2 separate regions of the Homo sapiens genome follow, and region 1 is linked to region 2. Evidence: chromatin loops called from intact Hi-C (ENCODE). Cell type or tissue: B cell. All regions are shown on one strand. Links, peaks and the distances in the headings refer to the core of each region. The heading gives the core; the rest is flanking DNA. Region 1 has its middle 52 kb from the start of FLJ13224. Region 2 holds the start of LOC124902912 (a long non-coding RNA gene).

Region 1 (14,910 bases), core at 3,661-11,660, 150 kb before region 2:
TGATTACTGTCACTACCAGCAAGTGTCGAGAGCCAAGCTGCCAGCAAGAGGGGTCTTTTCAGGTCCTGCCCATATCCAAGGGGAGAGGCTCATACGAAGGATTGGATACCAAGAGGTGCGGGTGGGGCTAATGGGAAGGCACCTAGAGTTTGTCACAGCTTTTTTTTTTTTTAACTGAATCTCTTTAAATTGGTCGTCTCGCCCTACAATGCAAATGCTTTGTGTAGCAAGTAAAAAGAAAAATGGCTCTCACAATATGAAAAACCCTGGCTGGGCACTGTGGCTTATATAAACCTGTAATCCCAGCACTTTGGGAGGCCCAGGCGGGTGGATCCCTTGAGGTCAGGAGTTCAAGTCCAACCAGGCCAACATGGTGAAACACCGTCTCTACTAAAAATAAAAAAATTAGCCAGGCATGGTGGCATGCGCCTGTGGTCCCAGCCACTCGAGAGATTGAGGCAGGAGAATTGCTTGAACCTGGGAGGTAGAGGTTGCAGTGAGCTGAGTTGGGCCACTGCACTCCAGTCTGGGTGACAGAGTAAGACTCCACCTCCAAAGAAAAAAAAGAAAAGACCTACTGTTGGGCCAGACACTTTTAAACATTGTTTAAGTAACCCTGCAAAGTAAAAAAAAATCTATTTACCGGTAAGAGGAGGTGCCAGGAGGTCATGTAACTTGAATGAAAGAATCTGCTTTTCTTATTTGAAAGCCTTTGTTCTCTAAACTGTCTCCTGTCTGCTGCAGTAATGCTGTCCTAACCCTCATTGGAAACTATTCCCTGGGTCTCTTCTTGCCTCCCTTCTTTCTGAAGGCTGAAATGAGGGGCAAGTTTAACTTTTGCAGATACGTTGATCTTTAACTTAAATCAAATTCTGTTTTTTAATTTTGATAATGTTCAAAGTACCTATTATCTGTCTTTTTGTGGAGAAAACTGCTGGAGGTTTAGTGAAACGATATCTTAAAACAATTCATCAAGGTGGCTGCTCTGCAGTGAACAATAGAAGGTACCCTGGGAGCTCTTCTATTCAGCGTCCCTAGAACAGTTTCCTAGTGCCCCAGATTTAGCATTGTAGTGGCCAGGCAATCATTTTTGTGTGATGTTCAGTGAACTCGGAAGGGAGGAGAAAGCCAAATTAGATCAAAGATAGATAATTTCACAGGCTCATGTTCTCAAAGAAAGGGATCTGCGGGTTCTGTCTAACAATTTCTCAAGCTGTGGAGTTTGGTTACTCATTGTAGTCATGAGAATGCTTTAGGTATCAAATACCTTACACCCTGGTTAGAAACTGCTTGTTATTGTATGTTGACTAGGGGGTCTTAGACAAACTTAGTTGCAAGCTTTAGCATGAAAGAACTTAGTCATTCAGTTTAGAGAGAGACAAAAGATTTTTTTGCGAAAGCCTGCTCTTTATCTGAAAGGGGAAAATGATTTATTCTGTTTTACAGCATTTATTCTCTAAACTTCTATGGCTTATATTAGCTTAACTGTGTCTCCAGGTATTGGCTTTTTTTTTTTTTTTTTTTTCAGACAGAGTCTTGCTCTTGTTACCCAGGCTGGAGTGCAATGGCGTGATCTCGGCTCACTGCAACCTCCGCCTCCTGGGTTCAAGCGATCCTCCTGCCTCAGCCTCCCGAGTAGCTGGGATTACAGGCGCCTGCCACCACGCCCAGCCAATTTTATATTTTTAGTAGAGATAGGGTTTCACCATGTTGGCCAGGCTGGTCTTGAACTTCTAACCTCAGGTGACCCACTTGCCTCAGCCTCCCAAAGTGCTGGGATTATAGACGTGAGCCACCACGCCCAGCCAGTATTGGCTTTTTGCAAATAAAAGAGAAGGATTGTTTTTGCTTACATTTATATTTAAATCTCAAAATAATTAAAACTAAAAAATCTCAAATTATTTAGTAAGTTCCTGGTAGAGTTAAAATAGAAACCTGAAAAATTATACTTTTTTTTTTTTTCCTTTCCTTTTCTTTTTTTTTTTTTTTTTTTTGAGACAGAGTCTCACTGTGTAGCCCAGGCTAGAGAGCAGTGGCTCAATCTCAGCTCACTGCAACCTCTGCCTCCTGGGTTCAAGGGATTGTCCCACCTCAGCCTCCCGAGTAGCTGGGATTACAGGCATGTGCCACCATGCCTGGCTAATTTTTGTATTTTTTGGTAGAGACAGGGTTTCGCCATGTTTGCCAGGCTGGTCTCGAACTCCTGACCTCAAGTGATCTGCTCGCCTCAGCCTCCCAAAGTGCTGGGATTACTGGTGTGACCCACCATGCCTGGCCATACTGTTTTTTTTTTTTTTTTTCCCCTCAAGTAAGTGTATACTTGGCCTCCAATTAACTTTACAAATCTCTTCAATGTTGATCTGTCACTGATGGCTTCTTCATGAGACATTCCAAAGCCTTTATCTTATTTACCCAGCCTCTCCACAGTACTTAATACGATTGACAGTTTCTTTCTTGAAATACTCTTGGTTGAAAACACACTTTCTAGGTTTTCCTTGGACCTCAGATGCTCACTGGCCCAGGCTTCATCTTCAGCCTTCTTCCTAGATTATCTCCATTCCATGGTCCCAGATACCATATGAAATATGCAGACATCTCCCATATCTGTCTCTAGAGATTTTTATCAGTCCTGCTGGCAGGAAATAGATGGCTTACTGAAATTGGATAATTTGAGGAAAGTTTAATAAAAGGACCTTTACAAAGTTGTATGTAGGGTATAGGGAAACCTCAGGGTGAGTTTAGTTCTTGGGACTAGTAACATTGGAGTCCTGTTACTACTACTCCTGGGTCTGAAGATTGAATAGAGGGAGTTGGTTAATGGAACCAGGAGACCAACAGGCTATCTAAAAAGAGTGGGGGCCTGGAGGAAGCAGTAGGAGTAAATATTCTCACTCTCCAGATTGGCCAACTCCATCATTAGTGCCTTCACACCTGTTTGTTTTCTCTGACCCGTTTCCCTACCATCCTATAACTAGGCAACACCTACTTATTTATCCTTCAGGTTTAAGCTGAGGCATTACTTGGGGAAGCATTCCAGAATAATTCCTCTTTCTTCCAACACACACACGTACAAAATAACATGCTACATGGGTTCCAAGAGAGCATGAAGCACTGTTTAGTCACCACTACAGCTCCCAGAGGGGTTGATTAGGATATATTAATAGCAGGGTCACAATAAATATTTATATTGATTGATTGCTTACAACCTGGTATTTTCAGAAATCATATTCTTAGAAGAGTTGAATTTATCCCAACTGTCTTGAATTTTATTCAAGAATGTTAAAAAATACTTTGAAGAAATTTTAAGTACACAGAAAAGTTGAAAGAATAGTATAATAGTATAACTTTCACCTAGATCCACAAATGCAACATTTTACCATATGTGCTTTATCTAATTTCTTTTGCTGAATCATTTGAAAGTAAATTGTAACACCATGATACTTCACCCCTAAATACACATTCATCTAGGAATAAGAATATTCTCCTCCCTAGCCATAATGTCATTGCCATATCTGAGCTGATTAAGAATAACTCAATATCCAATATGATAGATCTGTATGGAATAAATTGTCCCTATCATCCCAAAGTGTCTTTTAAAACATTTTCTCCTCATCCGGGGTCTAGTCCAAGGTTCAGGCATACTTTTGGTTATATCTTTCCTCTTTTAATCTAGAATAGTCCTCTGCTTTTTCTGCCCATGGCAATGAACATTTTGAAGTGTCTAAGCCAATTGTCTTGTAAAATATCCCCTATCCTGGATTTTTCTGGCTATGTTTTATTATTATTATTTTTTATTTTGAGACAGAATATCCCTCTTTTCCCAGGCTGGAGTGCAGTGGCATGATTATAGCTTACTGTAACCCTGAATGCCTGGGCTCAAGCAATTCTCTTGCCTCAGCCTCCTGAGTATCTGGGACTACAGGCCTGTGCCACCATGCCTGGCTATCTTCTTTTTTGGTAGGGATGGGGTCTCACTATGTTGTCCAGGTTTGGTTGTTTTCTTAGTAGATGTGGATTTTACTTTTGGCAAGGATATAGCATAGATTGTGTGGTGCCTCTGTTACTGCATCATGTCAAGAAGCACACAATGTCAGGTTGTCCCACTGTTGGTGATGCTAAGATTAATCGCTGGGTTAAGATCGCCAGATCTTTTTCCATTTTAAAGTATATATCTTTTCTTTTGTAAATGAACAAAATAATCTGTGGGGTAATACTGTGAGACTTTTAAAACAACCTTTCATTGAGCACCTACGTACAAGGCCCTACTAAGTGTTCTAAGTAGTCCCTTGATGCTTGAGAAATCGTGTGGCTAGAATCGTGAAGTCCTTTTTGAGAATCGTAGCATACTAAGATTGTGGGGCTTTTTTCTTGTCATTTAATTGTGTGTGACTTTTATTTTCTATTCAGAAATAAGTATGTAGTGGATGGGGGTAAGGGTTATGTTTGGCACGTGAGCTTATTAGTTAATATCACCAGGGCATAGATGAATAAACAATGGAATTAGAGTCAGGAGACTTGAATTTAAATCCTGGTTTTGCTACTTACTGGCTTTATGATCTTTGATAATTTTTCTCTGAGCTCATTTCCTTTGTAAGTGGAGGAAATAATACCAAACACAGCTGTAGTAAGAGCAAAATGAGGATCATAGAGGGCCTGGCCTATAATAGGTGCACAGTGATAAGCACCTAATGATAAACTTGTTCCCTCATTTGTTCTTTAATCTTTAGGAATGAAGTCTAATTGGATATGCTAAGAATGAAAACTTTTTTGATCTGTAGTTATGATGAACACAGGAAAGGTCTTAAACAGTTCACATCAACAACCACCCCTCTGCCCCCATAAAAAAGCTCAAAGCTTTCTTAGGTTTCAGTGCTTAAAGGAGAATATGTATTCACTACAAGATTATTATGCTTTGGCAGCACATGAATCCCAGGATTGGGAAATTGTAGAGAGGGCATGAAGCTATGCCAGATATAATTAAGCTGCACAAAAAGTATGTTGAAATCCAGAGGGTGGCCAAGATAGGCTCTCAGGATGATTTTTTGAAGGAATGATTATATTAGATTCAGGGAGTACATGTGCAGGTTTGTTACTGGGCTCTATTGCGTGATGCTGAGGTTTGGGGTGTGAATGTCACTCAGATAGTAAGCACAGTACCTAACAGTTTTTCAACCCTTGTCACCTTCCCCCTTCCAGTAGTCCCCACTGTCTGTTGTTGCCATCTTTTTATGTCCATGAGTACCCATGGTTTAGCTTCCACTTATGAATGAGTATATGTGGTATTTGGTTTTCTGTTCCTGTGTTAATTTGTTTCGGGTAGGCCTACCCAAGGATGATTTTTTAAAAATTTTATTATTATTATACTTTAAGTTTTAGGGTACGTGTGCACAACGTGCAAGTTTGTTGCATATGTATACATGTGCCATGTTGGTGTGCTGCACCCATTAACTCGTCATTTAGCATTAGATATATCTCCTAATGCTATCCCTCCCCATTCCCCCCACCCCACAACAGTCCCCAGTGTGTGATGTTCCCCTTCCTGTGTCCATGTTTTCTCATCGTTCAATTCCCACCTATGAGTGAGAACATGCGGTGTTTGGTTTTTTGTCCTTGCGATAGTTTGCTGAGAATGATGGTTTCCAGTTTCATCCATGTCCCTACAAAGAACATGAACTCATCAGTTTTTATGGCTGCGTAGTATTCCATGGTGTATATGTGCCACATTTTCTGAATGCAGTCTATCGTTGTTGGACATTTAGGTTGGTTTCAAGTCTTTGCTACTGTGAATAGTGCCGCAATAAACATACATGTGCATGTGTCTTTATAGCAGCATGATTTATAATCCTTTGGGTATATACCCAGTAATGGGATGGCTGGGTCAAATGGTATTTCTAGTTCTAGATCCCTGAGGAATCGCCACACTGACTTCAAATGTAATCCAGCATATAAACAGAACCAAAGACAAAAATCACATGATTATCTCAATAGATGCAGAAAAGGCCTTTGACAAAATTCAGCAACCCTTCATGCTAAAAATTCTCAATAAATTAGGTATTGATGGGACGTATCTCAAAATAATAAGAGCTATCTATGACAAACCCACAGCCAATATCATACTGAATGCACAAAAACTGGAAGCATTCCCTTTGAAAACGGGCGCAAAACAGGGATGCCCTCTCTCACCACTCCTATTCAACATAGTGCTGGAAGTTCTGGCCAGGGCAATCAGGCAGGAGAAGGAAATAAAGGGTATTCAATTAGGAAAAGAGGAAGTCAAATTGTCCCTGTTGGCAGATGACATGATTGTATACCTAGAAAACCCCATTGTCTCAGCCCAAAATCTCCTCAAGCTGATAAGCAACTTCAGCAAAGTCTCAGGATACAAAATCAATGTACAAAAATCACAAGCATTCTTATACACCAATAACAGACAAACAGAGAGCCAAATCATGAGTGAACTCCCATTCACAATTGCTTCAAAGAGAATAAAATACCTAGGATGGTTTTTGAAGAGTAAAATTTGGCTGTGCTGTAACAGCTCTGTGGAACCAATTCATAAAACATGCTGAAATAGTACAACACACCTCTTAGCCTCAAGGCCCAAAGTTCCAAGCATAGTTATTGAAGCCAGGCCGGTTGCCTGCTTTGGCCAGTCTAGACTCCTTGAACAACTCCAAGGGGGCAAGCACCATTCAAGTTATAGGTTACAGAGATGGTGCTCCTTTTGCCCAGTTATGCTAGTGCTAAAGACAATGCTATTTAAGTGCACAGTTCCAGGGGCGCTTGTGGCTCTAGCAGCTTGAGGCTGCTTCTTTAGCTCTTTATCAGGCAGATTTTCTTCTTCTTCTTCTTCTTTCTAATAGAGCTGGGGTCTCGCTATATTGGCCAGGCTGGCCTCAAACTCCTGGCCTCAGGCCTTCCTCCTGTCTTGGCCTCCCAAAGTGCGGAGATTACAGATGTGAGCTATCACCCCTGGTCCAGGCAGATTTTCTTTATAACTTTTTTTTTTTTGTTCTTTTCCAAGTAAGCCAGTGATGAGAGATGCAGTAAGCATTATCTTTATGACTGTATCTAGAGCATCCTTGGGATGCCAGTTTCAATTGCTAAAAGGAAAAAAGTCTGTCATAATGCAGTTAATTTTTTTTTTGAGACAGAGTCTCTCACCCAGGCTGGAGTGCAATGGCACGATCTCGGCTCACTGCAACCTCCACCTCCCAGGTTCAAGCCATTCTCCTGCGTCGGTCTCCTGAGTAGCTGGGATTACAGGCGTGTGCCACCATGCCCAGCTAATTTTTGTATTTGACGGGGTTGCACCATGTTGGTCAGGGTGGTCTCGAACTCCTGACCTTGTGATCCACCTGCCTCGGCCTCCCAAAGTGCTGGGATTACAGGTGTGAGCCACTGCACCCGGGCAATGCAGTTAATTATAAATTTCATTTTCTTCTGAAGAGCTAAAACTATTTGATATATGATTCCCAGTAAACTATGAATTATTGAGGAGGCTGCCAGGAAGAACTAGCTAAGCCCTTTGCTGCTACTGTGACCAGCAACTTTTCCATCCTGGCCATGCAGCTTCCTTTATCGCGTATTGCCATATGAATGTCCACTAGGTGGTGCTAGTTACACGTCATACTCAGTGTTGTAGGCACATCCAGTTTAACACAGTTTTTATAGATGCAGAAGCTTACCTAATGGTTACCCAGTGAGTTAAAACTGGAGTTATTTCATTGCTTCATCCACAGTCAGCTAAGCAATTATTTCACCTCAACTGTAAACCTTAGAAACACGTTTTAAAAGTTTGGAGAACCTAATTTCTATTTCCCTTTGACCAAGATAATTTTAATCTTTAATAACAGCTAAGAGCCAACCCTTACTTTTTCTGTAATTAATTTTATATTATCACAAAGGAGGAAGAAGGTATATTTGTATCCACCTTCTTCCTTCCCCAAATGCCATTTTCCTAGAAGACTGCCGTTGCGGATAAAGACATGCAATGTGATTTGCAACCCTTGGATATCACAGACATGGTGGCCACATTTCTAAACTTTTAGGACAGCTGGATTTCTGTCCAGTGTATTTTTGGAGATTGAGTTGATGTCATACCATTGAGGCCAGAAGCTACCAAACCTTTCCTAAAGCCTCCAGTCAACCTGGTTGTGAATGCAGCGTGTTGCCACTGTCTTTAAAGCTGTGATTTCTAAAGTTATATGTAAGACTGGCCCATTGAAGTGTGCAAAGTAAAAATTAGAACTCCTATTTCTGTTGATTTTTCCTCATTTTCTCTCCTGTCCTGTTTGTATATGTTTTATAATTTACATAATATTAGCAGAGTCCTACCTGTGCACAGTTCATAACAAGGAAGCATGCTGGGGCACATATACTTTTTTAAAAAAATAATTGGAAAGAGATAAAAAAGGTTTGGAGAGAGCTGCATACTTCTCTGTGCATTACATTTCAATAAGAAGTTTAGTTTACTTTTTTTTTTTGAGATGGAGCCTGCTCTGTCACAGTGCAGTGGTACGATCTCAGCTCACTACAACCTCCGCCTCCCGGGTTCAAGCGATTCTCCTGCCTCAGCCTCCCAAGCAGCTGGCACTACAGGTGTGCACCACCACACTTGGCTAATTTTTGTACTTTTAGTAGAGATGGCGTTCTACCATGTTGGCAAGGGTGGTCTCAAACTCCTGACCTCAAGTGATCCGCCTGCCTCGGCCTTCCAAAATGTTGGGATCACAGGCATGAGCCACTGCGCCTGGCCAGAAGTTTACTTTTTCAAGTACCTGAAGATCACTAATAATTTTAGAGTGATGGAGGGTTGGAAATGGGGGCGTTTATTTTCAAGTCCAAGAGATCATTTTGGTTGGTGAAATATTACAGAAAATGGCCTATGGACCTTTCCTGGATTTGAGGGAGAAGAAGAAATAATAGTTGCCAGAACTGTTTTCTGTTACACGCTGATCAAACGTTTGTTCCCTCTCCCACAGTGTAATGTTTCCTCCCCCTGCCTTTATCGCATACAGTGGTGTGTTTTTCAGAATGGGATATCCTCCTTCGGGAGTAAAGTTATTGAGCATACCTTGTCATTGGTGGAAAGGAAAAACAAATACAAAAACTGGGCAGTTACCTGGGAGCGTCTAGTTTCTTCCTTTGCCTTCCATTCAGTTGGGTAACTACAATTCTCAGCCTCAAATTATTTTTTCTTAATCATGTTGAAAATCCATGGAAAATAGTAAGAATGACCAAACTGGTCTCTTCATTAAGGATGGGTCTCCACATTCGCCGGTTTTACTATTGAGGGCATTGAAATGGGCCATGACAGATAAAGTTACTCACCAGGCTTTTTAAAGAAGGTTGAAAATGGATGGTAGAAAATCAGCAGTTAAATTTAGATTCAGCAGTTGTAAAAATGAAGCTCCACAGCTGCCCTAACATGACAGATAATAAAGAATACAAGAAATACTAGGAAAAGGTTCACCTGGAACAGAATCAAGTCACAATATTGTGGGAGAGATTATCAGTGGATGGAGAAGCCAAGAAAACTTATTTCAGGGAAAACAAATGTGATTCCATAACTTAGCAGTGCAGTAATAGATGTTGCCAAGTACTAGAAGACCTCAAGTGATCTGCCCACCTCAGCCTCCCAAAGTGCTGGGATTACAGGTGTGAGCTACTGCACCCAGCCTAAGATATTTTTTTTTTTTAAAAAGACATCACTTGTAAATCCAGCTCTCCATCCCCATCCCCCAGTTCAGTAACAACCTTGGTCTTTTGTCTTCCATATCAGGGCTCAGCATCTAGGTCCTCCTCTTTTCCGGTAGTTCTTTATGTTTCACTGCCGCATAGGCAGTTTTCCATGTCAGTAGATGGCGGAAGAGTCAAAGAGGTTTGTTTTCTCCCGTCCAGCATTATCAGCCCGATGCAACACTGGCAGGGAGAAGAGATGGGAACTTGAGTGGTTTCATTTGTGTAGCTACAAGGAAAGAAAATTTAGGGGAAGAGGAGGTGATCCATGTTTGGAAAACTAGATTATAAAGGAACATGTATTTTCTTAGATGAACAAGGAATGCTGGCCACAGATGGTTTCTCCAGGTTTGCATGTCTGTGAAGAGCCTTGTACCCACCAGCTCCTTTATGCCATCTCTTCATGTGGAATCTTTAGCAGGAGATGAAACCTGGCTAAAGTGATCTGACAGTTAAGGTCCAAAATGAATCCTCGCAGTGACAGTTCTGCAAAGCACCAGACAAAAGTAATTAAGACAGTAGGAGCAGCAGTTGGAAAAAGTGATGGCAAATGAGTGAGGCAGTTATCCAGTAATTTCTTGTTAATTTTAGTCATTTGCTTACAAAGAAAAATATAATGTTTTGTTAAATACATGCACTCTTACTTCTTTTGTCCTCATTGATGATGGAACTGTGACTGGAATTAGAAATTCAGCTTCTGTGTTTAAAACTGGGCCTGGTGTGGTGGCTCACACCTGTAATCCCAGCACTTTGGGAGGCTAAAGTGGGAGGATTTCTTGAGGCCAGGAGTTTGAGACCAGCCTGGACAACATAGCAAGACCCTGTCTCTACAAAAAATAAAAAAACGTAGTTGAACATAGTGGCATGCACCTGTAGTTCTAGCTACTTGGGAGGTTGAGGTGGGAGGATTGCTTGAGTTCAGGATTTCTAGGCTGCAGTGAACTATGATCGTGCCACTGCACTCCAGCCTTGGAGATGCAGCAAGACTTGAGACTTTGTCTCTTAAAAAAAAAAAAACCCAAATCAAAACCACTCCTGAAGCATTATATGCCCACTTTTTAGGAATCTATCCAAAGTAGATACTTGAAGTATCACATGATATAAAAAAAATTTACTCAAAATGGATCAAAGACCTAAATGTAAGAGCTCATAAAACTCTTGAAGGGAACATAGGTATAAATATTTATGACCTTGGATTAGGTAACAGTTTCTTAAATATGACACCAAAAGTACAAATAACAAAAGAAAAAAAGATAAATTGGGCTTCATCAAAATTAAAAACTTTTGTGTATAAAGGACACTATCAAGAAAGTGAAGGGCCGGGCCTGGTGGCTCACAGCTGAAATCCCAACATTTTGGGAGGCCAAGGTAGGAGGATTGCTGGAGTCCAGGAGTTTGAGAGTTTGAGACTAGCCTAGGTAACATAGTAAGACCCCAACTCTATTTAAGAAAAGGTAAAAAAAAAAAAAAAAAGAAAAAAAGAAAAAGTGAAAACACAACTTATAGGATGGGAGAAAATATTTGTAAATTGTTTCTGTGATAAGGGCATACTATCCAGAATATATAAATAACTTTCATATGTCAACAATGAAAAGACAAACAATCCAATTAAAAATTGGGCAAAGGGCTGAGCATGGTGGCTCATGCCTGTAATCCCTGTACTTTGGGAGGCTGAGCGGGCAGATCATTTGAGGTCAGGAGTTCAGACTAGTCTGGTCAACATGGTGAAACCCCGTACCTACTAAAAAAAATACAAAAAAAATTAGCTGGATGTGGTTGTGCATGCCTGTAATCCCAGCTTCTCAAGAGGCTGAGTCAGGAGAATCCCTTGAATCTGGGAGAGAGAGGTTGCAGGGAGCCAAGATTGCACCACTGCACTACAGCCTGGGTGACAGAGTGAGGCTCCATCTCAAAAAAAAGAAAAAAAGGCCAGGCAAGGTGGCTCATGCCTGTAATCCAGCACTTTGGGAGGCTGAGGCAGGCAGATCACTTGAGGTCAGGAGTTCGAGACCATCCTGACCAACATGGTGAAACCCCATCTCTACTAAAAATACAAAAATTAGCCGAGCATGGTTGTGCATGCCTATAATCCCAGCTACTTGGGAGGCTGAGGCAGGAGAATGCTTGAACCTAGGAGGCAGAGGTTGTAGTGAGCTGAGATTGCACCATTGCACTCTAGCCTGGGCAACAGAGCGAGACTCCATCTCAAAAAAAAGAAAAGAAAAGAAAAAAGTTGGGCAGAGGATTTAAATAGCCATTTCTTCAATGAAGATATATAAATGGCCAATAAGCACATGAAAAGATGCTCACCTTCATTAGTTATTGAAGAAATGCAAATCAGAACCACACCTAATTGAATGGCAATAATAATAAGGAAAAGGAAAATAAGTATTGGCACAGATGGAAATTAGAACCCTAATGCATTGCTGGTAGGAATGGAAAATGGCACAGCTGCTGTGGAAAAGTTTGGTGGTTCCTCAAAATGTTAAACGTAGATTGAACCTGCAATTCCACTTCTAGCTGTATACCCAAGAGAACTGAAGACATATGCCCACATCAAAACTCGTCCAAAAATGTTCACAGCATCACTATTCACAACAGCCAAAAGGTAGAAACAACCCAATGTCCATCAACTGATGAATAGATAAACAAAATGTGGTAGTACATCCAAAGAGTGGAATACTAATTCAGGCATAAAAAATAGTTCAGCCAAAAAGGAATGAAGCACTGATATATGCTACAACATGGATGCATCTTGGAAATACTATATACTAAGTGAAACAAGCCAGACACAAAAGAACAAATGTGATATGATCCCATTTATATGAAATGTCCGGAATAGGCAAATCCATAGAGACGGAAACTAGATTAGTGGTTGCCAGGCAATGGGGGTAGGGAGGAATTGGGAACGACTGCTAATAGGTATGGAGTTTCTTTATGGGGAGATGGCAACGTTCTGGAATTAGTGGTGATGTTTGTACAACCTTATGAGTATACACAAAACACTGAACTGTACACTTGAACGTGGTTAAAATGTTAAATTTTGGGTTTTATGCATTTTATCTCAGAATATTGCAAACAAAGATTTAGCTACAAGGATGTTCACTAAATTGTTTCTCATATAGAAAAAAAGGAAGAGAAAAAACTGAAGGGTTCAGTAGCGTATTACTTGAATAAATTGTGCTAGAGTTGTATGTACACATTTGTAGAAATGAACTTATTGATGTGAAAAGATGTTTATGATATCAAGTGAAGAAAAACCAGTTCTAAGGTAATATTTAAGGAATTATCCTATTTTTTGAAAAAAACCAAAATACACTAGAGAGGAGTGAGTGGAAGTCCATACACTAATGTGTTAGGGAGGCTGGGCGCGGTGGCTTACGCCTGTAATCCCAACACTTTGGGAGGCCGAGGTGGGCGAATCACCTGAGATCAGGAGTTTGAGACCAGCCTGGCCAACAGGGTGAAACTCCGTCTCTACTAAATATACAAAAATTAACTGGGCGTGGTGGTGGGCGCCTGTAATCCCAGCTACTCGGGAGGTTGAGGCAGGAGAATCACTTGAACCCAGGAGGCGGAGGTTGCAGCGAGCTGAGATCGTGCCACTGCTCTCCAGCCTGGGAAATAAGAGTGAAACTCCATCTTAAAAAAAAAGAAAAGAAAAAAAAAGTTACTTTTACTATCAGCTGCAAGGCAAATAGGAGACATTTATTAGCTTTTTACTAGCTGTGTGACTTTGGGAAATTTACATAACTTTTGTGCCCCCTTTTTCTTTCCGAAAAATGGGAATCATAATAAAGCCTCCCTTACTGAGGTAGCCATGGAGGAGCGGCACTCAGATTTCCCTTCAAGAAAGGGCTCGCTGTTCAGCCGTTAAGGAGCGCAGTCAGCAGATGCCTTCAGCCATTAGCACCTTTGGAACGAGGTCTCACCTTCGGAGGTGAGACCTTGATCTCCTAAGGTAGCCCCCAGCTAGTGACTGAGCTCAGTGGCTTCCGGGCTTGGGCACTGCAGCCTAAGATGAGCCTCCTCTACTGGCCAGCTCTTGTCCAGAGTTGCTGATCAGATTGGCCCAGGCTTTGTCAGGTCTGCAGCGCGGTCTGAGACTCTCCCTGCCCAAACCCACTTCCCCGCTTTCCTTTAATAGGTGTCAGATCTGCAGCACGGTCTGAAGAATTTCCCTGCCCAGCCTTGCTTTTTCTGACTTTTATCTTTCACCAGTGCTGTCCCACGGTTAACCTCTTGTACTCCTAGCTCCATCTGCTTTCAGAGGACCCAACTGACACACTTAGGTGTGTCATAAGCCACAAGTGTGACAGCACATGAAAATGCTGGACGGTGCCTGGCACACAGTAAGGCTTCAGTGACTGCTATCACTGGCATTATGTGACTGATCGGCTTTTTATTATAAAATGAGGTTTTGTTTTTGGTCACTGCTATTTTCTCATTTATTCCTGATTTGGCTTCCACCATCCTTTTCTACTGGCATATAAATGTAAGACTGTGTATATACTGATTAAAAATTTTAAATAAAAGTTTTATTGTTGATGTATATCTATGAAGGAAAAATTTAAACAAATATTGGCTAGCATTTGGCAAAGAAATTAGAAACAAGAAAACGAAGAGAAGAGAAAGTGTATGTGAAGATAGTACATTCTGTGAGGACAATTTTATTTAGTATTTAAACAGTGTTATATGTCGTATCCTCTTAACCACTCATTCACACACACACACCCCTCCATAAGAATTCTTCTTTGTCAGTATTTATTTTTTTGAGACAAGGTCTGGCTCTGTCACCCTGGCTGGAGTGCAGTGGCACAATCAGGGCTCACTGCAGCCTCGATCTCCCAGGCTCAAGCCATCCTCTCGCCTCAGCCCTCCAAGTAGCTGGGACTACAGGCCCGCACCACCACGCCTGGCTAATTTTTTTTTTTTTTAGTTTTACTAGAGATGAGGTCTTGCTATGTTGCCCAGGCTGGTCTCAAACTCCTGAGCTCAAGTGATCATTCCACTTTGGCCTCCCAAAGTGCTGGGATTACAGGCGTGAGCCACCGCGCCCAGCCTAAAAGTTCCATTTTTAAAATTCTTGGGTTGGTAGCTTAAATCCATCTCCTTCTGCTAGAGTAGGCATGCTTTTTATTCCTCAGAAGGTTTCAAACTTGGGCTTTC
Region 2 (14,910 bases), core at 2,447-10,446:
ACGATCCTGGAGGGAAGAAAATGATATCACTTTCAATATGACAGAAGGTGGACACGGCCCCACTGATATTGTTTCTCATTGCAACGTGGGAGAGGAGGATGCGACACGCGATATCGCAGGGAGTAGAAACACCCCTGTGATACTGTTCTTAATATTCAGGGAGGAAGAGGATGATATTACTCCCAATACAGACGGGTGTACACCCTCTGTACACCAAGGTTGTACACCCGTCTGTGAAACAGTTCATAATCTCCAGAGGGGGAGATGATATTACTCACAATATGGTAAACAGGCTGTGAGTCCACCGCGGATCCTAAGAGCCAGGGGGGGAAGAGGGGCTGGCTCTCAGTCACCACAGCATGGGTGGCCTTTATGTTCAGGTTTTGCCCAAGAGTCAGCTTATTTGCTTCTAGTACTAGCAGGGTAGATGCTGCCAAGGCCCTCAAACAGGGGGGCCATCCTTTAAAAACCCTGTCTAGTTGTTTAGAGACGTAGGCCTCCGGCCTCAGCCAGGGCCCCACAGTTTGGGTTAAAAGTCCAGCTGCCATCTTTTCTCTCTCTGACACATACAATGGAAAAGGTTTTGTCAGATCGGGTAGCCCCAGGGCTGGGGCTGCCAGAAGTTTTTCCTTTAACTCATGAAAACCTTGCTGTTGTTGGGATCCCCATTCCAAAGCTTCCCGGTCCCCGCCCCCTTTGTGACCTCATACAAAGGCTTGGCTAATAACTGGAAAGTTTGGGATCCACTGTCTTCATAACCCCACAGCTCCTAAGAATTCTCTCACCTGCCTTCTGCCCTTAGGCTCTGGTAGATTGCAAACGACCTGCTTTCTTTGTGATCCCGGGCTGCATTCGGACCCCTGTCGGACAGTAAATCCCAAGTAAGGTACCTGCCATCGGTAGATCTGAGCTTTCTTCTTGGACACCTAATACCCACAGTCCTCCACTTGGGTCCTAAGGGTCTTAGGATCCACGATGGGGGTAATAGCCAGGGGGGGAAGAGGGGCTGGCTCTCAGTCCCCGCCTCGCGGGGGGTGCCTCCCCCCTCTGCGATGGGGGTTCCAAGAGCCAGGGGGGAAGAGGGGCTGGCTCTCAATCCCCACCTCACGGGGGGTGCCTCCCCCACTGCGATGGGGGTCCTAAGAGCCAGGGGGGGAAGAGGGGCTGTCTCTCAGTCCCTGCCTCGCGGGGGGTGCCTACCCCCCCTGCGGTGGGGATCCCAAGAGCCGGTGGGGAAGAGTGGCTGGCTCTCAGTCCCCGCCTCGCGGGCGGTGCCTCCCCACACTTCGATGGGGTTCCCAAGAGCCGGGGGGGTAGAGGGGCTGACTCTCAGTCCCCGCCTCGAGGGGTGTGCCTCCCCCCCCCGCTATGGGGGTCCCAAGGGCCGGGGGGGAAGAGGGGCTGGCTCTCAGTCCCCCCCTCGCGGGGGGTGCCTCCCCCCCCTGCGATGGGTGTCCTAAGAGCCAGGGGGGTAAGAGGGACTGGCTCTCAGTCCCCGCCTCGCGGGGGGTGCCTCAGCCCCCTGCGATGGGGGTCCTAAGGGCCAGGAGGGGAAGAGGGGGAGAGGATGATAATAATTTCAGCATCGCCGGCTGTGTTCACCCAGCCTGTGAAATTGTTATTAATATCCTGAAAGGGAGAGAATGATATTACTCCCCGTAATAGACAGATACGACTCCGCATAATAGAGCACGAGGTATACACCCACCCTGTGATATTCTTCCTCATATTCAGAGGCCAAGAAGTTGATATTACTCGTAATATCGCAGGACGTATACACCCTCGTGTTAGATGGTCCTTAATAATATTCCAAGGCGGAGTGGGCGATGTGACTACATATATGGCAGAAAGTGGAAACCCCCCTGGGATATTGTTCCCACGATCCTGGAGGGAAGAAAATGATATTACTTTCAATATGACAGAAGGTGGACATGCCACCACTGATATTGTTTCTAATTGCAACGTGGGAGAGGAGGATATGACACGCGATATCGCAGGGAGTAGAAACACCCCTGTGATACTGTTCTTAATATTCAGGGAGGAAGAGGATGATATTACTCCCAATACAGACGGGTGTACACCCTCTGTACACCAAGGGTGTACACCTGTCTGTGAAACAGTTCATAATCTCCAGAGGTCTCCAGAGGGGGAGATGATATTACTCACAATATGGTAAACAGGCTGTGAGTCCACTGCGGATCCTAAGAGCCAGGGGGGGAAGAGGGGCTGGCTCTCAGTCACCACAGTTTGGGGGGGCCTTTATGTTCAGGTTTTGCCCAAGAGTCAGCTTATTTGCTTCTAGTACTAGCAGAGTAGTTGCTGCCAAGGCCCTCAAACAGGGGGGCCATCCTGTAGAAACCCTGTCTACTTGTTTAGAGACTTAGGCCACCGGCCTCAGCCAGGTCCCCACAGTTTGGGATAAAAGTCCAGCTGCCATCTTTTCCCTCTCTGACGCATACAATGGAAAAGGCTTTGTCAGATCCGGTAGCCCCAGGGCTGGGGCTGCCAGAAGTTTTTCCTTTAACTCCTGAAAGCCTTCCTGTTGTTGGGATCCCCATTCCAAAGCTTCCCGGTCCCCGCCCCCTTTGTGACCTCATACAAAGGCTTGGCTAATACTGCAAAGTTTGGGATCCACAGTCTACAAAACCCCACAGCTCCTAAGAATTCTCTCACCTGCCTTCTGCCCTTAGGCTCCGGTAGATTGCAAACGACCTGCTTTCTTCCTGATCCCGGGCTGCGTTCGGACCCCTGTGGTATAGTAAATCCCAAGTAAGGTACCTGCGGTCGGCAGATCTGAGCTTTCTTCTTGGACACCTAATACCCAGGGTCCTCCAGGTGGGTCCTAAGGATCTTAGGATTCGCGATGGGGGTCTTAGCCAGGGGGGGAAGAGGGGCTGGCTCTCAGTCCCCGCCTCGCGGGGGGTGCCTCCCCCCCTGCGATGGGGGTCCGAAGAGCCTGGGGGGGAAGAGGGGCTGGCTCTCACTCCCCGCCTCGCGGGGGGTGCGTCCCCCCCCCTGCAATGGGGGTCCTAAGAGCCAGGGGGAAAGAGCCGCTGGCTCTCAGTCCCCGCCTCTCAGGGGGTGCCTCCAACCCACTGCGATGGGGGTCCGAAGAGCCTGGGGGGGGAAGAGGGGCAGGCTCTCAGTCCCCGCTTCGCGGGGGGAGCCTCCCCACACAGCGATGGGGGTCCCAAGAGCCAGGGGGGAAGTGGGGCTGGCTCTCAGTTCCCGCCTTGGGGTGTGTGTCTGCCCTGCTGCGATGGGGGTCCTAAGAGCAAGCGGGGGAAGAGGGGCTGGCTCCGGTAGATTGCAAATGACCTGCTTTCTTTCTGATCTCGAGCTGTGTTCGGACACCTGTCGGATAGTAAATCCCAAGTAACGTCGGCAGATCTGAGCTTTCTTCTTGGGCACCTAATACCCACAGTCCTCCAGTTGGGTCCTAAGGATCTTAGGATCCGCGATGGGGGTCCTAAGCCAGGGTGGGAAGAGGGGCTGGCTCTAGTCCCCGCCTCGCGGGGGGTGCCTCCCCCCTTGCTATGGGGGTCATAAGAGCCAGAGGGGGAAGAGGGTTTGGCTGTCAGACCCCGCCTCGCATGGGGTGCCTCCCCCCACTGCGATGGGGGTCCGAAGACCCGGGCGGGGTCGGGGGGGGCGGAGAGGGGCTGGCTCTCAGTCCCCGCATCGCGTGGGGTGCCTCCACCCCCTGCGATGGGGGTCCCTAGAGCCAGGGGGGGAAGAGGGGCTGTCTCTCAGTCCCCGCGTCGCGGAGGGTGCCTCTCCCCCTTGCGATGGGGTTCCCAAGAGCCAGTGGGGGAAGAGGGGCTGACTCTCCGTCCCCGCCTCGCGGGGTGTACCTCCCCCCACTGCGATGGTGGTCCCAAGAGCCAGGGGGGAAGTGGGGCTGGCTCGCAGTCCCCGCCTCGCATGTGGTGCCTCCCCACTCTGCGATGGGGGCCTAAGAGCCAGAGGTGAAGAGGGGCTGGCTGTCAGTCCCTGCCTGGCGGGGGTTACCTCCCCCTCTGCGATGGCAGTCCTAAGAGACGGGGGAAAGAGGAGCTGGCTCTCAGTACCCGCCTCGCGTGGGGTGCGAAGCGCCTGCGATGGGGGTCCTAAGAGCCCGTGGGGGAAGAGGTGCAGGCTCTCCGTCCCTGCCTCTCGGGGGGTGCCTCTCCCCCCTGCGATGGGGGTCCTAATAGCCAGGGGGGGAAGAGGGGCTGGCTCTCAGTCCCCGCCTCGTGTGGGGTGCCTCCCCTCCCCGCGATGGGGATCCCAAGAGCCGGGGAGAAGTGGGTCTGGCTCTCAGTTCCTGCCTCGCAGGGGGTGCCTCCCCCCTCTGCGTTGGGTGTCCTAAGAGCCGGGGGGGGGGGAAATGGGCTTGCTCTCAGTCCCCGCCTCGCGGGGGGTGCCTCCCCCCACTGCGATGGGGGTCCTAAGAGCCACGGGAGGAAGAGAGGCTGGCTCTCAGTCCCTGCCTCGCGGGGGGTGCCTTCCCCACCCGCGATGGGGCTCCTAAGAGCCAAGGGGGGAAGACGGGCTGGCTCTCAATCCTCGCCTCGCCGGGTGGCCTCCCACCCTGCGATGGGGCTCCTAAGAGCCACGGGGGGTAGAGGGGCTGGCTCTCAGTCCCCGCCTCGCGGTGGGTGCCTCCCCGCCCTGCGATGGGGGTCCGAAGAGCAGGGGGAAGGAGAGGGGCTGGCTCTCAGTCCCCGAATCGCGTGGGGTGCCTCCACCCCCTGCGATGGGGGTCCCTAGAGCCAGGGGGGGAAGAGGGGCTGGCTCTCAGTCCGCGCCTCGCGGAGGATGCCTCCCCCACTTGCAATGTGAGTCCTAAGAGCCAGAGGTGGGAGGGGCTGGCTCTCAGTTCCCGCCTCGCGGTGTGTGCCTGCCCCGCTGCGATGGAGGTCCTAAGAGCAAGGGGGGGAAGAGGGGCTGGCTCTGGTAGATTGCAAATGACCTGCTTTTTTTCTGATCCCGAGCTGCGTTCGGACCCCTGTCGGATAGTAAATCCCAGGTAAGGTACCTGCGGTCGGCAGGTCTGAGCTTTCTTCTTGGACACCTAAAACCCCCAGTCCTCCAGGTGGGTGCTAAGGATCTTAGAATCCGCGGTGGGGGTCCTAAGCCAGCGGGGGAAGAGGGGCTGGCTCTCAGTCCCCGACTCGTGGGCGGTGTCTTCCCCCCTTGCGATGGGGATCCTAAGAGCCAGGGGGGGAAGAGGGGCGGGCTCTCAGTGCCCGCCTCGCTGGAAGTGCCTCCCACCCATGAGATGGGTGTCCTAAGAGCCAAGGGGGGGGAATAGGGGCAGGCTCTCGATCCCCGCCTCTCGGGGGGTGCCTCCCCCCCTTGCGATCGGGGTCCCAAGGGCCAGGGGGGGAAGAGGGGCTGGCTCTCAGTCCCCGTCTCTCGGGTGGTGCCTCCCGCCACTACGATGTGGGTCCTAAGAGCCGGGGGTGGGAGGGTCTGGCTCTCAGTCACCGCCTCGTGAGGAGTGCCTCCCCCGCTGCGATGGAAGTTCTAAGACACAGGGGGGGAAGAGGTTCTGGCTCTCAGTCCCCGCCTCGCGGGGGGTGCCACGCGCCTGCATTGGGGGTCCTAAGAGCCATGGGGGGGTAGAGGGGCTGGCTCTCAGTCCCCGCCTCGTGGGGGTTGCCCCCCCCCTGCGATGGGGGTCTCAAGAGCCTGGGGGGGAAGAGGGGCTGGCTCTCAGTCCCCGCCTCTCCGGGTGTGCGTCCCCCCCCTGCAATGGGGGTCCTAAGAGTCAGGGGGAGTGAGCGGCTGGCTCTCAGTCCCCGCCTCGCAGGGGGTGCCTCCCCCGCCTGCGATGGGGGTCCGAAGAGCCTGGGGGGGAAGAGAGGCAGGCTCTCAGTCCCCGCTTCGCGGGGGTTGCCTCCCCGCACAGCGATGGGGGTCACAAGAGCCAGGGGGGAAGTGGGGCTGGCTCTCAGTTCCCGCCTTGCGGTGTGTGCCTCCCCCCCTGCGATGGGGGTCCTAAGAGCCAGGGGATGAAAAGGGGCTGGCTCTCAGTCCTCGCCTGGCGGGAGTGCCTCCCCCCCCGCGATGGGGGTCCTAAGATCCTGGGGGGGAAGAGGAGCTCTCTCTCAGTCCCCGCCTCGCGGGGGGTGCCTCCGACTCCTGCGATGGGGGTCCTAAGAGCCAGGGGGGTAAGAGGGGCAGGCTCTCAGTCCCCGCCTCGCTGCGGGTGCCTCCGTCCCTGCGATGGGGGTCCTAAGAACCAGGGAGGGAAGAGGGGCTGGTTCTCAGTCCTCGCCTCGCGGGGAGTGCCTCCCTCCACTGCGATGGGGGTCCCAGGAGCCAGGGGGGAGGTGGGGCTGGCTCTCAGTTCCCGCCTCACGAGGGGTGCCTCCCCCCACTGCGATGGGGGACCTAAGAGCAAGCGAGGGGAAGACGGGCTGGCTCCGGTAGATTGTAAATGACCTGCTTTCTTTCTTTTCCCGGGCTGCGTTCGGACCCCTGTCGATTGTAAATCCCAAGTAAGGTACCTGCCGTGGGCAGATCTGAGCTTTCTTCTTGGACACCCCATACCCACAGTCCTCCAGGTGGGTCCTAAGGATCTTAGGAACCGCGATGGGGGTCCTAAGCCCGGGGGGAAGGGGGGCTGGCTCTCAGTCCCCGCCTCGCGTGGCGTGCCTCCCCCGCTTGCGATGCGAGTCCTAAGAGCCGGGGGTGGGAGGGACTGGCTCTCAGTCTCCCCCTCGCGGTGGGTGCCTCCCCGCCCTGCAATGGGGATCCTAAGAGCCAGGCGGGGAAGAGGGGCTCTTCTCTAAGAATCAAAACACTGTCACCTTTAGCAGTGAAGGATCCAGTGAGATCCAGTTTAACGGTCATAACCGCCTACTGGTCCAACGTTCAGAAGTAACACAGGCACCTGGACAATACACAGTAGATGTGGAAGGACGCGGTTGTACATTTATCCAGGTTACAGAAATCTGCCTAAGAGGGTGATGAGTGTTTGCCAGTAAAAGAGTCAGACTGTCTGTTCAGTTCTACGTGAAGTGTTATTTGACCGTTTTGTGTATTTACATGATCAATAGCCAAAATTGCAAGTTACTTTATGAAAAGCTACTCAGCTGTCTAAGAGAAGTTTGAGGAATATTGCTATTAGAAAGTATTCTATCTTCATTAAATTACGTTATTCTGAAAACTAAAGAATTTAACCTGATTCCCTGATGATAAAGATGTAAACTGCATTAGTAATAGAAATAAACAATAGGTTCTTTCTTTTTAAAAATGTTTTATTTTTAATTTTTGTGGGTACATAGTAGGTGTAAATATTTACCGGGTGCATGATACAGGCATGCAATGTGTAAGAATCACATCAGGGCAAGTGGGGTATGCATCACCTCAAGCATTTATCCATTGTGTTACAAATGATCGAAGTATACTCTTAGTTATTTTAAAATGTAAAATCACATTACTACTGACTATAGTCAGACTGTATAATTCTTAATACAGGATGGGTTTTCTTATAATTTGCTATCCTTTCTAGGCCACCCTTAAGTACAATGTTCTCCTACCTAAGAAGGCATCTGGATTTTCTCTTTCCTTGGAAATAGTAAAGAACTACTCTTTGACTGTTTTTGACCTCACAGTGAACCTCAAGTAAGTGTCATATTTTGACAGTAACTCCCACGTGAACAAGATGGTAAAATATTTTAAAAGTTCAAACAGTAGTGAAATAACAAAATATAAATCATGGTAATGAGTTCTCATGTTGGTGGTGACAATTCTACAGCACAGTCACTTTTTAGCCGTCTGTCCGGACACCACAATTTAGTACATCTTCAGCTAAATCAGAGCTAAAATGAGGCAAGAAAACATGCAGTCTATGTGAGCAGGATTTGAAAGCTTTCACTGCACTGATGTTTCAATGATACTTTTTATTCTGTTGTATGGAAGTACTCCTAGTTTTGAAAAACAGAGATTCTATATTTCTTTCTCAAGACAAGCATGCATGGTCATATAGTAGCAAGCCCACAAATGTTTATTTTGTAACTGTAAAGAGTAACATTTTAGATTTTTACTTTTCAGAATAGAAAAACGAAATGATCCTCTTGAATTCAAGCATGATTTATAGATGCTAAAGGCTTTTAGCCTTAGTTAATATGTGGAAAACATTGAGTAAAATTAGTTTGGGAGATATTTTTTAGAATTTCTAAATAAAAATCGCTTGAGCTCCAGGGCTAAGAACTCAATGAATTGGGGAACTCTTTTTCTTTTTTGGTTTTTTTTTTTTTTTTTTTTTTTTGAGACAGAGTCTTACTTTGTCACCCAGGCTGCAGTACAGTGGCACAGTGGCACAATCTCAGCTCACTGCAACTTCCAGCTCCTGGGTTCAAAGGATTCTTACGGCTCAGCCTCCTGAGTAGCTGGGATTAGAGGCGTGCACCACCACATCTGGCTAATTTTTCTATTTTTAGTAGAGTCAGAGTTTTGCCATATTGGCCAGGCTGGTCTTGAACTCTGACCCTCAAGTGATCCACCCACCTTGGCCTCCAGAAGTGCTGGGATTACAGGTGTGAGCAACCACGCCCTGATGAACTATGGAACTCTTAACTTCATACCCCAATAGTCTTATCCAGAAGCAGGAAACTGAGCTAGAAGTTCTCCTGGGGACACATCTACTCTATAATTATGCTCATATACCACCTTTTAAGCAAAGATGTCCTCTAAGTGTTACGCAACTCTAACACTAACCTAAGTATATGTAAAAGATTTAGAAGCTCTGTTTATCAGTTCAAACTTTGAGACTGCAGGTAAGCTTAAAAGCAGGGTTTGGGGAAGATTTCATGTCCAGATAATTCATTATTTGCTCCAATTTCTGTTGCTATGTATCATCTCTTTCATTATCATTCTGGTTGTGCCTATTCACAGATGCTTGAAAATGACTTTCTTCCGATATTTTCTCTTCAGCTTTTACCTGTCCTCCAGATTTCTAGCCAATTAGTATTTATCCACCTGGCACTCTCATTATGAGATAAGTCACTTTTTAAAATTGATATCTAAACGAGTGTTTTCTTAAAATTTTCAGATACACTGGAATTCGCAATAAATCCAGTATGGTGGTTATAGATGTAAAAATGCTATCAGGATTTACTCCAACCATGTCATCCATTGAAGAGGTAAATAATAGAAGCCTAATCTTTCATCACAAAGACAGCTACATAGAGTATAAAGATAAAATAAATACTTGTTTAGCCGTAGTTTAGCAAAACAAAACTATAGAATTCTTCTTCAACATTCACCTTTGTATTTTTGCGCTAACACTGGAGAGCTGGTGTACTTCATTTGTACCAATTAGCAGTCAGTATTTCCCATGGTTCATCATATGTTTTTCTTTAGTTGCTACCTGTGTTTATGAAAACATCATGGCACCAAGGAATGTTCCATAAAACAGAACGTGACGTAGAAAAGAGTGGACATTCAGTTCTGCAGTGGCGCTGTCATTTGTTCTAATATCTATTCTCTATCCTTCCCTAACAATTTCTTCAAAGCTTGAAAACAAGGGCCAAGTGATGAAGACTGAAGTCAAGAATGACCATGTTCTTTTCTACTTGGAAAATGTAAGTTTAGCCATATTTTTTTTTCTTTAAAGTTTTTCTTTTTTCCTTCCAAGGATAATTGGATGCTTCAATTTCTTATAGATATGTATGATAGGATTTGTAAAAGGAAAAAATAAGGGACGTTAAGGATTACCAGTGTTTTATCCCACTGATCATCTTCTCCTTGCTAGTTCCAAGGCTATTTCATATATGCCCTGGCTATGTGACTAGATAGCTTTCCATTTTAGAAACATCATCTCCCTATCAAACACAGTCTGGTCACAGAGTAGATATGTAATTATTTTATAATTTGACTAAAGTCTTACAAAGTTTGCCATAATTTTTTGAAATTACAATTGTGTATTGAAGGTATGTGGTGTGATGTTTTGATATATATAGTGAGCTGATTGTTATCATCTAGCGTGACTATATGTGAATTAGCTGGCTAACACATCCCTCTCTTCACACAGTTACCTCTTCTTTTTTTGTGACAAAGCACTTAAGATCTACTCCCTTAGGGAATATTACATATACAGTACAGCATTGTTAACTGTAGGCCACCGCTGTACCTGAGATTTGTAGAATGTATTCATCCTGCACAGCTGAAGCTTTCTATCCTTTGACCAGCATCTCCCCATTTTCCCATCCCTGATAACTGCCATTCTACTGTCTGCATCTATGAACTCAACTTTAGATTTAACTTACAGGTGAGATCCTGCAGTGTTTTTTGTGTGTATCTGGTTTGTTTCATTCCACATAATGTCCTCCAAGTTCTTCAGTGTTGTTACAAATGGCAGAAATTCTTTCTTCTTTTAAGGCCGAATAATTTGTATGTGTATATGCCTCAGTTTCATTATCCATTCATCTGTTTCGAACGCTTAGGTTGATTCCTTATGTTGGCTATTGTGATTAATGAAAGAATTAGCATGGGACTGCAGCTGTCTCTTCAAAATATTCATCTCATTTTCTTTGGATGCATACCCAGAAATGGGATTGCTGGATCATAGGGTAGTTCTATTTTTATTTTACTGAGGAAATGCCAAACTATGGCATGCGCTTTAGAGACATCCTTTCTATGTGTATTGTTACCACTCACATAAATGCCTACATTCCTCTGAGACTTCCAGCTAAATTCCTCTCACCTCAATGTAAGCAAAGGAACTTGAAATTTTATATGATTTAAGGTTAACAACTCATTATTTTGCCAATATGTAAGTTAATCATACCCTAGATCTATTTAATTATGTAGATCATAAACTTCTGCGGATAATTTTCTCAGTGATTATCTTTTCTCAGACCTGCTACAATGTAATTATAATTTGTGTCATGATAGGTTTTTGGTCGAGCAGACAGTTTCACTTTTTCTGCTGAGCAGAGCAACCTTGTGTTCAACATTCAGCCAGCCCCAGGCATGGTCTACGATTAGTACGAAAAAGGTAGGCAAGCAACAGCCATGCCCTAAGGTTATTGAATGTGGTGTTTATATCTAACATTCCCTGAGCTACTAAACTTTCCAAAATCAACCTCTGTCTTCACAGAGTAAACAATAAATGGCATTACTTTGTGTTCTGGTTTCTTTATCCCATGATGTGTCTTCTGACTGAACCCATTTTCCAGTTACCAGAGTTTTTCAACACCAGAATCCTTGCAATATAACCTGACAGGGCTCCACTTGAACTTGAAATACAAGCCACACTAAGCTTCCAGGTCTTTTTGTTATTGTCATTGTTGTTCATGCTAAGACTGACTGTTCCAAGCTACTTCTGTGGACTTTGACTTAAAAAGAGGAGTGGGGAATATTCTGAAATGTTAACTTAAAAATTTGATAGATTAATTTCTAAAACATATACTAAAATGTTGTAGAGACCATACAACTGTTCCCTGGAAGGTTGGTACTATTTATTTCTTGTTGAATGCTGTGTGAAGTTTGTGGAGTGTTTGAATTCTGTCTCTATCATTTACTAATAGAATATATTTCATCAAGTGTCTTAAATATTATTAGCATATTTCTGCATAATGTATAAAATGGGAAAGTAATTGTCTCTATTTCAAAATTATTGGAAGGATTAGATCTAATGTGCTTATATCATCTATTTAATAAAAATACATGTTCCCTTTATTTTTTCAGAAGAATATGCCCTAGCTTTTTACCACATCAACAGTAGTTCAGTTTCCGAGTGAGACAAAGCAATTACTGGAAGAAGTAAAGAAATTTTATTACGTCATAAACCATTGAAAACACATCTAGTAAGAAAATGAAAACCTGAATAAGATAGGACAATAGTTGAAGAAAGAAAAGTCTCTGGTACTTCATTAGACTTGTGTAGCTGTGTACTGCATGAGTAATCTGATAATCATTAAGATTATATTAATTTCTTTAAAAATAGCTTTAAAGAATTCACAGCTATATATGTACCTTTTATAAATCTCTCATTTTTGTTTTGTAAGTTGACAGGTCAGTAAAAATTTAGGCATATATATTTGTACATATGTGTGTATATGTATATACATGTCTATGTGCCTATATATGCATGTTTTTATTTCTAAATATCTATTTATATATACATACAAATGTGTTTATTGTTTAAATGATGTTTTAAATCCCAGGTGGAGAAGCATTTCTTTTAACAAACTGATTCTTCTGTATCAAACCTGGAAAAAAATCATGAACCATCTGACATCGTGAACAGTCTGCAGTGGGCTATGGTTTCTTGACAAGTCTTATTTCCTTATCATCCCATTAAATGTTGTCATTTTGCATCTGAGTCTATGACTTTTTTTTCTTCCAGTACTCTATTCACAGTTTTAATCCTAGAAAACGCAGGGATTTTTTTTTGACAGCAACTTGAATAATTTGCTGTATGGCTGTCAACTCTAAATTTGAGTATTTAGACATTATGGAACACAGAGTTAAATTCTTCCATATACAAAGAAAGAGAGAGAGAGAAGTGGGGGAAGAGAAAGAAGGAGACTAAGTGAAAGTTGAAATGGACTCCATGTTAATTCAAGGAAACGAAAATAAACGCACAAAACACGTAGACTTGAATGTATCTTCCAAGATCAAATCTGCCTCAGGCCTAATCCAACGTTGCCCATCCCGTTGGAGCAAAGGCATTGCTTGTGCAGAGGATCGGCCAGGACGTCCTATGCTTGCATCCTTACTCACCAGGTAAACACGCTCCTCATGCTCCAGATGTAGCCAGTTGTCACCCCCGGGGGATACTGGTCAGGTACTCAGGGATGGTTAAGAAATGGTTGTGGCCCGCCTCAGACCACCCCACGCAGTGGGCTGAGTCAATTTCCAAAGCGCAGAGACAGCATTGCAAAGGCACAGTGTGCCGGGATGGGCCCTGGACATACACTGTGCAATCCATCTCAGATGAGGTATTGGGAGCAAGTTGGTGTGTCCCAGGCCACAGGCACTTCTCACATCCCACCTGAGTGGGAGCCATCACAGGCTAGCATCCTCTTGTCCTGCCCTGATCCTGGTTTTCTGCCTGGCTTTGCAGAAAACCTGGAAGGATCCTGGGGGAGACATCTCACAGAAGACAGTCCCAGAACATGGAATGTGACCTTGTTTGGAAATTGGGTCTTTGCATATGTTACCAAAGTAAGAGAAGCTCACAGTGGATTAGAGTGGGCCCCACCTAGTCTAATGATTGCTGTCCTTAACACACACATCCACACACACACACACACACACACACACACACACACACACGCGAATGTGCCCGTGAAAAAGGGAGGCAGAGGTTAGAGTGATGTGTCTACCAGGCATGGGAAGTGAATGGTTGCCAGAAACCAGCAGAAGCCAGGAGAGAGCCATGGAGTTGATCTGCCTCACAGCCTCTAGTTGGAACTCATCCCGTCAATACCTTGATTTTGCACTTCTAGCCTTCTCAACTGACAGAATAAACTCCTGTTGTTTAAAACCAGCCAGGTGTGGCATGTTTTCACAAGAGCCCTAGGAACCCAATACATCGACTTTCAAGGGCCGCATCCCACTGACTTCGAAGCAGGCCTGGATCTGTGTGTTGTCTCAGTTCTGGGAGCTCCCATGAGCCTGCAGAGAGACTGCAGGGTCTTCCTGGACAGTTCCTGAGGAGGAAAGAGAGACTCAGAGGATTGCCCCGATGTTGCCCCTCCCTCCTCCTAAACTCTGCTGGGCTCTCCCACTCCCCCAGGAAGACTTACTTCCCTGCTAACTTCTGCCCTGCAAGTTGACCCTGACATTTTCAAGTGCCACCCGCCCCTGTGAACTTGAATGGATTGCGCTGTTCTTTGCACAAGAACAGAAACGTCTGCCTGGAGTGCAGCTTGTGCTAGTGGCTGGGACTTCCCTGACACACAGCTCCCCTTATCTGTTGTGGAGCGGTCTCACTGACATCTGAGCAAGCAACTGGAAGAAGCTTCAGCCCCAGTTCTAAAAGTTCACAGTGACTGACAGCTGGGGTTGAGACAGACCCGCCTTCTGTAGGTGGACTTTGGCGCTGGCCTTAGTTATCCTTTTATAGACATTACCTTTGGAGGGGGCACAATTTTCACCCTCCTGCCCTGCCAGTGTGGCAGAGTATTTTTTATTCTTTGTATCCAGTTATTTCTTGGTGTTTCTTGGTGAATTGAATGGAAGATATGCTTTTTCCTAAGCATGGCTATGGCACAAGAGGCTTTCTGAAGCAGCTGCTCAGGTGGCTCAGCCTGGAAACTGGGGCAGGCTGTGAGGGAGAGTCTTCCTGAGCCCTCAGTATGTCATCCACGAGGGACAGGATGGGCTCTGGGGACTTGTTCTTCACCCCTTCCAGAGCTGAAACCAGAATGAGACTACCTGTGTCTCCAAAAAATAAAAAAAATTATCTGGGCTTGGCAGCATGCACCGGTAGTCCTAGCTACTTGGGAGGCTGAGGCAGGAGGACTGTTTGTGTGTGCCCAGGAGTTTGAGGATACAATGAGCCATGATCGCACTTAAGCCTGGGTGACAGAGAAGGACCCTGTCTCTTAAAAAAAAAAAAGAAGAAAAAGGAAAAGAAATCACCTTGTTTGTGAATAGAGACAATTTCTTTCTTTCTAATCTTACTACCTTTATTTTGTGTCATTTTCTTCCCTTATTGTATTGGCTAGGACTTCCAGTACCATGTTGGATAGGAGTGATGATGAGAGTAAACATCCTTGCCTGGTTCTCAAATCTTATGGGGAAGGCAATCAGGTTTTCATCACTAAGTAAGATGTTTGCTGTAGGCTTTTTGAAGGTGCCATACATCAGGTTAAGAAGCTTGCTTCTATTCCTAGTTTGCAGAAAATCTGTAATAGGAAAATATGTTGAATTCTGTAAATTTTTTTTCTATATCAATTGATG

What was found. Peaks named below come from ENCODE experiments on the same cell type or tissue, not always from the same donor. Only the 100,000 strongest peaks of a DNase experiment are listed, where the experiment ranks them.
Region 1: a loop joins it to region 2, with 30 times the contacts of the local background. A loop is called at or near these places in 11 of 110 quality-filtered maps.

Annotation. Positions count from the first base shown.
Region 1 is chr12:31,264,769-31,279,678 of GRCh38, reverse strand. It overlaps the pseudogene LOC100419525. Among named protein-coding and RNA genes, the nearest start is that of FLJ13224, 52 kb to the left of the region's middle. RefSeq lists a silencer at 430-724. In B cell, for the core only: a CTCF peak has its summit at 7,616 (motif pointing right); a DNase peak (open chromatin) is centred at 7,608.
Region 2 is chr12:31,109,064-31,123,973 of GRCh38, reverse strand. LOC124902912 (a long non-coding RNA gene) reads right to left here and starts at 6,714. Exons shown (of 5, transcript XR_007063268.1): 1 at 6,433-6,714; 2 at 2,674-2,748; 3 at 786-860; 4 at 1-6. It also overlaps the pseudogene OVOS2P. RefSeq lists enhancers at 2,468-2,997, 5,650-6,179, 6,180-6,710 and a silencer at 13,822-14,022. In B cell, for the core only: CTCF peaks have their summits at 6,477 and 6,679; DNase peaks (open chromatin) are centred at 4,463, 4,863, 5,403, 6,683 and 2 weaker places; H3K4me3 peaks cover 2,709 bases; H3K27me3 peaks cover 3,360 bases.